Regions from separate parts of the Homo sapiens genome. Here region 1 is linked to region 2. A link is an interaction called in ENCODE POLR2A ChIA-PET data of the cell type or tissue named here. Cell type or tissue: HepG2. All regions are shown on one strand.

What was found. Peaks named below come from ENCODE experiments on the same cell type or tissue, not always from the same donor. Only the 100,000 strongest peaks of a DNase experiment are listed, where the experiment ranks them.
Region 1: POLR2A ChIA-PET joins it to region 2 with 7 read pairs; 2 of 35 experiments call an interaction of 5 or more read pairs at or near these places.

Annotation. Positions count from the first base shown.
Region 1 is chr15:51,033,953-51,038,952 of GRCh38, reverse strand. It overlaps MIR4713HG (MIR4713 host gene), which reads right to left and starts at 1,465. Exons shown (of 3, transcript NR_146310.1): 1 at 1,272-1,465. In HepG2, a CTCF peak has its summit at 191; no DNase peak of the experiment used is centred here; H3K4me3 peaks cover 1,232 bases.
Region 2 is chr15:50,918,666-50,923,665 of GRCh38, reverse strand. All of the region lies in intron 3 of AP4E1 (adaptor related protein complex 4 subunit epsilon 1), which reads right to left. Among named protein-coding and RNA genes, the nearest start is that of AP4E1, 12 kb to the right of the region's middle. In HepG2, no CTCF peak of the experiment used is centred here; no DNase peak of the experiment used is centred here.

The DNA of each region.
Region 1 (5,000 bases), 120 kb before region 2:
AAGCAACCCCACCCTCCCTAGTAGCAGGGCTGCTGACACCCCCGCCTGAACATTCACTTAGGACCTGGGAATCACCCTATTTCTGCCTATTATAGTTAGTCCCTGCATGCACCACGAGGGGGCCTGAGGATAGGTCCACCCATCCCAGCTCTGCCACCCACCAATGCCTAAACATACCATCCAGGGGCCTGGGGACCACTCAGACTAGTCTACCAGTTTTGGCACTTGAGCCTCCTAGGGTCCTGAGGTCAGGCTCACTCAGCCTGCCACTACCACCATAGCAGGAATCCACCAGCATGTGCCACCTATGGGCCTGGTGACCAGCCTACCCAGCCCATCACAGCCACCACCAACTCCAGCAAGGACTGCTTGGGAGTCAGAAGGTTGTCTCAGCACTACTACTGCCATTGCCCACACCACACTCACTCCACAAGGACCTGAAGAACTTGTCCACTATTGCCACAACCAGCAGCTGAGTAAGCTGCCTGGAGGCCCAAGAATCGGCCAGCCTGGACCTGCTAACGCCAGTGCCAGCATACGCTGCCCTGGGGCCTAAGGACAGGCACATTCTGCCTGCTGCTGCCACCACTGGGGCCCAAGGACAGGACTACATGGTGCTCTTGTCCTCAGCAAAATTTCACCACAGACTCCACTAACAACTGCACCCTAAAACGAGTGAGGAAATCACAGACATCACTGTTGCTGTTTATAGCCAAAGAAATAATACAGAGACTACACTACTGCACGCACCCAGAATCAAAGCACAAGTGCCCTACCCAATCAACACCATAGATACATCTTCAGGAATAAGTCCTCTCCTATAAAAGCAAATACAAAATACTGGAAGAAGTGACTGTTACACCAGATGCACAGATATCAGTGTAAGGACACAGAAACATGAAAAGCAAAGAAATACGACACCTCCAGGAAAAACAGTAATTCTCCAATAACATATTCCAAGCAAAAAGAAATTTATGAGATCACAGAAAAAAAGTGAAAATATTGATGCTGAAGAAGTTCAGTAAGATACAACAGAACACAGAAAAACAATACAAACAAATCAGAAAAACAATTCAGGAAATAAATGGGAAATTTACCAAAGAGATAGAAATCATTAAAAAGAAACAGAAATTCAGGCAAGGAGGCGGAGCAATATGGCTGAAAAGAACCCTCCAGCAATCATCCCCCCTGCAAGAACACCAAATTGAACAACGATCCACCCAAGAAAGCACCTTCATAAGAACCTAAAATCAGGTGAGTAGTCACAGTACCTGGTTTGAACATCATATCAAGGAAAGAAGCAGGAGGAGCCAAGATGGCCGAATAGGAACAGCTCCGGTCTACAGCTCCCAGCGTGAGCGACGCAGAAGACGGGTGATTTCTGCATTTCCATCTGAGGTACCCAGTTCATCTCACTAGGGAGTGCCAGACAGTGGGCGCAGGTCAGTGGGTGCGCACACCGTGTGCGAGCCGAAGCAGGGCGAGGCATTGCCTCACTTGGGAAGCGCAAGGGGTCAGGGAGTTCCCTTTCCGAGTCAAAGAAAGGGGTGACTGAGGGCACCTGGAAAATCAGGTCACCCCACCCGAATACTGCGCTTTTCCGACGGGCTTAAAAAACGGCGCACCACGAGATTATATCCCACACCTGGCTCGGAGGGTCCTACGCCCACGGAGTCTCGCTGATTGCTAGCACAGCAGTCTGAGATCAAACTGCAAGGCGGCAGCGAGGCTGGGGGAGGGGCGCCCGCCATTGCCCAGGCTTGATTAGGTAAACAAAGCAGCCGGGAAGCTCGAACTGGGTGGAGCCCACCACAGCTCAAGGAGGCCTGCCTGCCTCTGTAGGCTCCACCTCTGGGGGCAGGGCACAGACAAACAAAAAGACAGCAGTAACCTCTGCAGACTTAAATGTCCCTGTCTGACAGCTTTGAAGAGAGCAGTGGTTCTCCCAGCACGCAGCTGGAGATCGGAGAACGGGCAGACTGCCTCCTCGAGTGGGTCCCTGACCCCTGACCCCCGAGCAGCCTAACTGGGAGGCACCCCCCAGCAGGGGCACACTGACACCTCACACGGCAAGGTATTCCAACAGACCTGCAGCTGAGGGTCCTGTCTGTTAGAAGGAAAACTAACAAACAGAAAGGACATCCACACCAAAAACCCATCTGTACATCACCATCATCAAAGACCAAAAGTAGATAAAACCACAAAGATGGGGAAAAAACAGAACAGAAAAACTGGAAACTCTAAAAAGCAGAGCGCCTCTCCTCCTCCAAAGGAACGCAGTTCCTTACCAGCAACGGAACAAAGCTGGACGGAGAATGACTTTAAGGAGCTGAGAGAAGAAGGCTTCAGACGATCAAATTACTCTGAGCTACGGGAGGACATTCAAACCAAAGGGAAAGAAGTTGAAAACTTTGAAAAAAATTTAGAAGAATGTATAACTAGAATAACCAATACAGAGAAGTGCTTAAAGGAGGTGATGGAGCTGAAAACCAAGGCTGGAGAACTACGTGAAGAATGCAGAAGCCTCAGGAGCCAATGCAATCAACTGGAAGAAAGGATATCAGCAAAGGAAGATGAAACGAATGAAATGAAGCGAGAAGGGAAGTTTAGAGAAAAAAGAATAAAAAGAAATGAGCAAAGCCTCCAAGAAATATGGGACTATGTGAAAAGACCAAATCTACGTCTCATTGGTGTACCTGAAAGTGATGGGGAGAATGGAACCAAGTTGGAAAACATTCTGCAGGATATTATCCAGGAGAACTTCCCCAATCTAGCAAGGCAGGCCAACGTTCAGATTCAGGAAATACAGAGAACGCCACAAAGATATTCCTCGAGAAGAGCAACTCCAAGACACATAATTGTCAGATTCACCAAAGTTGAAATGAAGGAAAAAATGTTAAGGGCAGCCAGAGAGAAAGGTCGGGTTACCCTCAAAGGGAAGCCCATCAGACTAACAGCTGATCTCTCGGCAGAAACTCTACAAGCCAGAAGAGAGTGGGGGCCAATATTCAACATTCTTAAAGAAAAGAATTTTCAACCCAGAATTTCATATCCAGCCAAACTAAACTTCATAAGCGAAGGAGAAATAAAATACTTTACAGACAAGCAAATGCTGAGAGATTTTGTCACCACCAGGCCTGCCCTAAAAGAGCTCCTGAAGGAAGCGCTAAACATGGAAAGGAACAACCAGTACCAGCCGCTGCAAAATCATGCCAAAATGTAAAGACCATCGAGACTAGGAAGAAACTGCATCAACTAACGAGCAAAATAACCAGCTAACATCATAATGACAGGATCAAATTCACACATAACAATATTAACTTTAAATGTAAATGGACTAAATGCTCCAATTAAAAGACACAGACTGGCAAATTGGATAAAGAGTCAAGACCCAACAGTGTCCTGTATTCAGGATACCCATCTCACGTGCAGAGACACACATAGGCTCAAAATAAAAGGATGGAGGAAGATCTACCAAGCAAATGGAAAACAAAAAAAGGCAGGGGTTGCAATCCTAGTCTCTGATAAAACAGACTTTAAACCAACAAAGATCAAAAGAGACAAGAAGGCCATTACATAATGGTAAAGGGATCAATTCAACAAGAAGAGCTAACTATCCTAAATATATATGCACCCAATACAGGAGCACCAAGATTCATAAAGCAAGTCCTGAGTGATCTACAAAGAGACTTAGACTCCCACACATTAATAATGGGAGACTTTAACACCCCACTGTCAACATTAGACAGATCAACGAGACAGAAAGTCAACAAGGATACCCAGGAATTGAACTCAGCTCTGCACCAAGGGGACCTAATAGACATCTACAGAACTCTCCACCCCAAATCAACAGAATATACATTTTTTTCAGCACCACACCACACCTATTCCAAAATTGACCACATACTTGGAAGTAAAGCACTCCTCAGCAAATGGAAAAGAACAGAAATTATAACAAACTATCTCTCAGACCACAGTGCAATCAAACTAGAACTCAGGATTAAGAATCTCACTCAAAGCCGCTCAACTACATGGAAACTGAACAACCTGCTCCTGAATGACTACTGGGCACATAACGAAATGAAGGCAGAAATAAAGATGTTCTTTGAAACCAACGAGAACAAAGACACAACATACCAGAATCTCTGGGACACATTCAAAGCAGTGTGTAGAGGGAAATTTATAGCACTAAATGCCCACAAGAGAAAGCAGGAAAGATCCAAAATTTACACCCTAACATCACAATTAAAAGAACTAGAAAAGCAAGAGCAAACACATTCCAAAGCTAGCAGAAGGCAAGAAATAACTAAAATCAGAGCAGAACTGAAGGAAATAGAGACACAAAAAACCCTTCAAAAAATCAATGAATCCAGGAGCTGGTTTTTTGAAAGGATCAACAAAATTGATAGACTGCTAGCAAGACTAATAAAGAAAAAAAGAGAGAAAAATCAAATAGATGCAATAAAAAATGATAAAGGGGATATCACCACCGATCCCACAGAAATACAAACTACCATCAGAGAATACTATAAACACCTCTACGCAAATAAACTAGAAAATCTAGAAGAAATGGATAAATTCCTCGACACATACACTCTCCCAAGACTAAACCAGGAAGAAATTGAATCTCTGAATAGACCAATAACAGGATCTGAAATTGTGGCAATAATCAATAGCTTACCAACCAAAAAGAGTCCAGGACCAGATGGATTCACAGCCGAATTCTACCAGAGGTACAAGGAGGAACTGGTACCATTCCTTCTGAAAATATTCCAATCAATAGAAAAAGAGGGAATCCTCCCTAACTCATTTTATGAGGCCAGCATCATTCTGATACCAAAGCCAGGCAGAGACACAACAAAAAAAGAGAATTTTAGAACAATATCCTTGATGAACATTGATGCAAAAATCCTCAATAAAATACTGGCAAAACGAATCCAGCAGCACATCAAAAAGCTTATCCACCATGATCAAGTGGGCTTCATCCCTGGGATGCAAGG
Region 2 (5,000 bases):
ACTAAGAAGACATGCCTTCTATTTTTTGTGCAAATCTTTACATTATCAATCAAAGCATTCTCTATTTTATAATTGCTATTTTATAGCCAAATATATAATTCAAAAACTAATCACTATAATAAAAAAAACCCTAATCACTACAGTTAATAGTGAGTTACTAGCTCTTTGTACTGAGTGAGCTAGCCACCTAATGTCAACGCACATGATGTAAATCATATATTAAATATATTAAGCCACACACAATACCTTATTTTCTCAATTGAGGGAATAACAATTATTTAGGAAAGAAACACTGTCTGCCACATTAAATATACTCATTGGCTTAAATAAGCATTTTTATTGCAATAATATTAAAACATTTTTAAAGTACATTTTAACATTGAGGAAATATATTAACACTATAACAAATGCCATGTACATATAATCTAGATACTCCAAGGAATTTTCTCAGTCAGGCTTCACATTGATAATAACTAACACTTTAATTAGACAGTCACTATGGGTCAAGTACTTTATAAGCATTACTTCATTTAATCCTCATAACCACACAATGAGATAGGCCTTTTTATCCCTATATAATGAGACCCAAGACTGGGCGTGGTGGCTCACGCCTGTTATCCCAGCACTTTGGGAGGCCGAGGTGGGTGAATCACGAGGTTAGGAGATCGAGACCATCCTGGCTAACACGGTGAAACCCCGTCTCTACTAAAAATACAAAAAATTAGCCAGGCGTGGTGGCGGGCACCTGTAGTCCCAGCTACTCGGGAGGCTGAGGCAGGAGAATGGCATGAACCCAGGAGGCAGAGCTTGCAGTGAGCCAAGATCACGCCACTGCACTCCAGACCAGACGACAGAGCAAGACTCGGTCTCAAAAAAAAAAAAAGAGACCCAAAAAAAGGCAATTTCTCAAGGTCCAATCTATCACATGGTGGAGCCAGGACTCAAACCCAGACAGTTGAAGTCAGTCCATATTTTAAACCCCCATATTTTACTGCCTCTCCACATAGTCTATCTTGACCTGATTCCCTGACTCCATGCTCATTGTTTTTCGTTCTTCTCAATTCTTTCAGCCTTTTCATCAGGGATTCTAATGTTAACTATAACCATCATTACCCAGCATCCATGCTGTCTGTGTCTACCATGGAACAGGAGAAAACGGAAACTTCCAATTCTTACAATCAAGAGGTAGTAGCATGACCAATTCCAACACCTTCACTAGAGGTCGGAGGAGCAGAGCTATTACTCTCACAATCTTAAGAGTTGAAACAAATCTGACCCGGGCCAAGAAAGAGATGAGGAAAATCCCAGAAAGCATTTGTTTTGTTTCGTTTCCTGAGACAGAGTCTCACTCCATCACTCAGGTTGGAAGGCAGTGGCACGATCAAAACTCACTGCAGCCTCTACCTTCCAAGCTCAAGCAATCCTTCACCTCAGCCTCCCAAGTAGCTGGGACCAAGGCATGCACCATCACACCGAGCTAATTTTTTTTTTTTTTTTTTTTTGTAGAGATAGGGTCTCACTATGTTACCCAGGCTGGTCTCAAACGCCCAGACTCAAGCGATCCCTCCCACCTTAGCTTCCCAAAGTGCTGGGATTACAGGAGTGAGCCACCACACCCAGGCCCCCAGAAAGCATTTAAAGCAGAGATTGTCTTATCAGATTGCTGATAAATCACCTGCTCAGCTAAGGTATCACCCATTCCCAAGTCACCAATATCAAGGTCAACAAACTAATCCAAAGACCATCTCAATGAAACCTTAGTTCTTTCTGTTATGAATAATATCCCAACTGTTTCAACAATCAGAAAAAAAGGGGGAAAAACACTGTGACTCAAAAAATGTAAAAATTTTCAGAGAAACAAAGAATAATAACTACGATTACAAAATATATTTGGTATAACTAAGAATGAGGTATACAAGCTTTGAGTACAGAAATTTGGGCTCTGGCTCCATTTATCTGCTCTATGACTTATGTTCCTATGCTCTATAAGTTACTTGACTTTTCTGAGTCTCAGTCTTCTCATCTTTAAAATGAAGATAAATGGCCAGGCACTTTGGGAGGCTGAGGCAGGCGGATCACTCGAAGTCAGGAGTTTGAAACCAGCCTGGCCAACACGGTGAGAAACCTCACCTCTATTAAGAACACAAAAATTAGACAGACGTGGTGACACTCTCCTGTAATCCCAGCTACTTGGGAGGCTGAGGCATAAGAATCGTTTGAACCCAGGAGGCAAAGGTTTCAGTGAACCAAGATCACGCCACTGCACTCCAGCCTGGGTGACAGAACAAGACTCTGTCTCAAAAAAAAAAAGAAAAGGTAAAATGAAGATAAATACTATCTCAGAAGATAAAGCACTTAACACCTAACTTTATGAGCACTGAAGTTTATTTATTCATGCCTATAATTCCAGCACGTTGGGGGGCCAAGGTGGGAGGACTGCTTGAGGCCAGAAGTTTGAGACCAGCCTGGCTAACGTAGCAAGACCCTATCTCTAAAAAGAAAATAATAACTTAAAAAAAGTATTTATTCAATGATACTCATAAAAAAAATAATAAGGCATTCTGGCTGGGCACGGTAGTTCATGCCCGTAATCCCAGCACTTTGGGAGGCCAAGGTGGGTGGATCAACTGAGATCAGGAGTTCGAGACCAGCCTGGCCAACATGGCAAAACCCTGTTTCTACCAAAAATAAAAAAATTAGCCGGGTGTGATGGCAGGCGGGCACCTGTAATCCCAGTTACTCGGGAGGCTGAGGCAGGAAAATCGCTTGAACCTGGGAGGTAGAGATTGCAGTAAGCCGAGATCGTGCCATTGCACTCTAGCTTGGGATGCAACAGCGAAACTCCATCTCAGAAGAAGATACAAATAAAAAGACATTCTGCATCAGAGAAAGCACCAAAGCAGGCTTTAAAATTCAGGAGTGGATGAGACAACAGTACCAGAGTGAAGACATGTAGAAGGCATAAAATGGCCGGGCGCAGTGGCTCATGCCTGCAATCCCAGCACTTTGGGAGGCCAAGGCGGGTGGATCATGAGGTCAGGATTTCCAGACCATCCTGGCTAACACGGTGAAACCCCGTCCCTACCAAAAAATTAGCCAGGCACGGTGGCACGCACCTGTAGTCTCAGCTACTCGAGAGGCTTAGGCAGGAGAATCACTTGAACCCAGGAGGCGGAGGCTGCAGTGAACCGAGGTGGCGCCACCATACTCCAGCCTAGGTGACAGAGACTCTGTCTCAAAAAAAAAAAAAGAAGGCCGGGCACGGTGGCTTACGCCTGTAATCCCAGCACTTTGGGAGGCTGAGGCGGGCGGATCACGAGGTCAGGAGATCGAGACCATCCTGGCTAACACAGTGAAACCCCGTCTCTACTAAAAATACAAAAAATTAGCTAGGCACGGTGGCAGGCGTCTGTAGTCCCAGCTACTTGGGAGGCTGAGGCAGGAGAATGGCGTGAACCTGGGAGGCAGAGCTTGCAGTGAGCCGAGATAGCGCCACTGCACTCTGGCCTGGGCGAAAGAGCGAGACTCCGTCTCAAAAAAAAAAAAAAAAAAAAAGGCATAAATTTTATCTTTTTTTTTTTTTTTTTTTTAGACATATTATCGCTGTGTTGCCTAGGCTGGAGTGCAGTGGCACAATCTCAGCTTACCACAATCTCCGCCTCCCAGGTTCAAGCAATCCTCTGACCCCAGCCTCCCAAGTAGCTGGGAATACAGGCATGTACCACCACACAAGGCTAATCTTTGTATTCTTAGTAGAGATGGGGTTTCACCATGCTGGCCAGGCTGGTCTCGAACTCCTGACTTCAAGTGATCTGCCCACCTAAGCCTCTCACAGTGTTGGCATTACAGACATTAGCCACCGTGCCCAGCCCCATAAATTATATCTTTAAAAAATGATTACCACTCAATAATATACATTAAAAACATCTGATGCCTGCAGATACACGTCCCTCTAATTGGCAAGAAAATATTTTCCTAAAGATCATGAGTCTCAATAAAAATAACTCTGAGATCCCCTTTAATATAAGCATCCATAACTATAAAATGATACATATAAAAGGTTATTAATTACAGCATAATTTATTTACTTATTTATTTATTTATTTATTTATTTATTTATTTATTTATTTTTTGAGATGGAATTTCACTCTTGTAGCCCAGGCTGGAGTGCAATGGTGCGATCTCAGCTCACCGCAACCTCCGCCTCCCAGGTTCAAGTGATTCTCCTGCCTCAGCCTTCCAAGCAGCTGGGATTACAGGCCTGCACCACCATGCCCAGCTAATTCTGTATTTTTAGTAGAGACAGGGTTTCTCCATGTTGGTCAGGCTGGTCTCATACTCCTGACCTCAAGTGATCTGCCCACCTCAGCCTCCCAAAGTGCTGGGATTACAGGTGTGAGCCACCGTGCCTGGCCACATTATTTATTTATTTTTTTGAGACAGGGTCTCACTCTGTTACCCAGGCTGGAGTGCAGTGGCGTGATCTTGGCTCACTGCAACCTCCACCTCCCAGGTTCAAGCGATTCTCATGCCTCAGCCTCCCTAGTAGCTGGGACTACAGGCACCCACCACCATGCCTGGCTAATTTTTTGTATTTTTAGTAGAGACAGGGTTTCACCATGTTTGCCAGGCTGGTCTCGAACTCTTGACCTCAGGTGATCCGCCCACCTCGGCCTCTCAAAGTGCTGGGATTACAGGCATGAGCCACCATGCCCAGCCAAATTACAACATAATTTATGAGAACAACAACAAAAAAAAAAATCAAAAATAAGCCATATGTCCACCAAAAGGGATGTGGTTGAAAAAACTATGGTACATCCACCCAATAAAAATTATGCAACTGTATAAAAGTATAAAGATGTCAAAACAAGGTATAGAATAATCTATATAGTATGCTATCTTTCAAGTAAGAGATAGTATAGATAACATGCTGCCTTTTATATAAAAGAGAGTGAATGTGTGCACAAACTTTTGCTTGCTTTTTCAAAATAAAACAATGG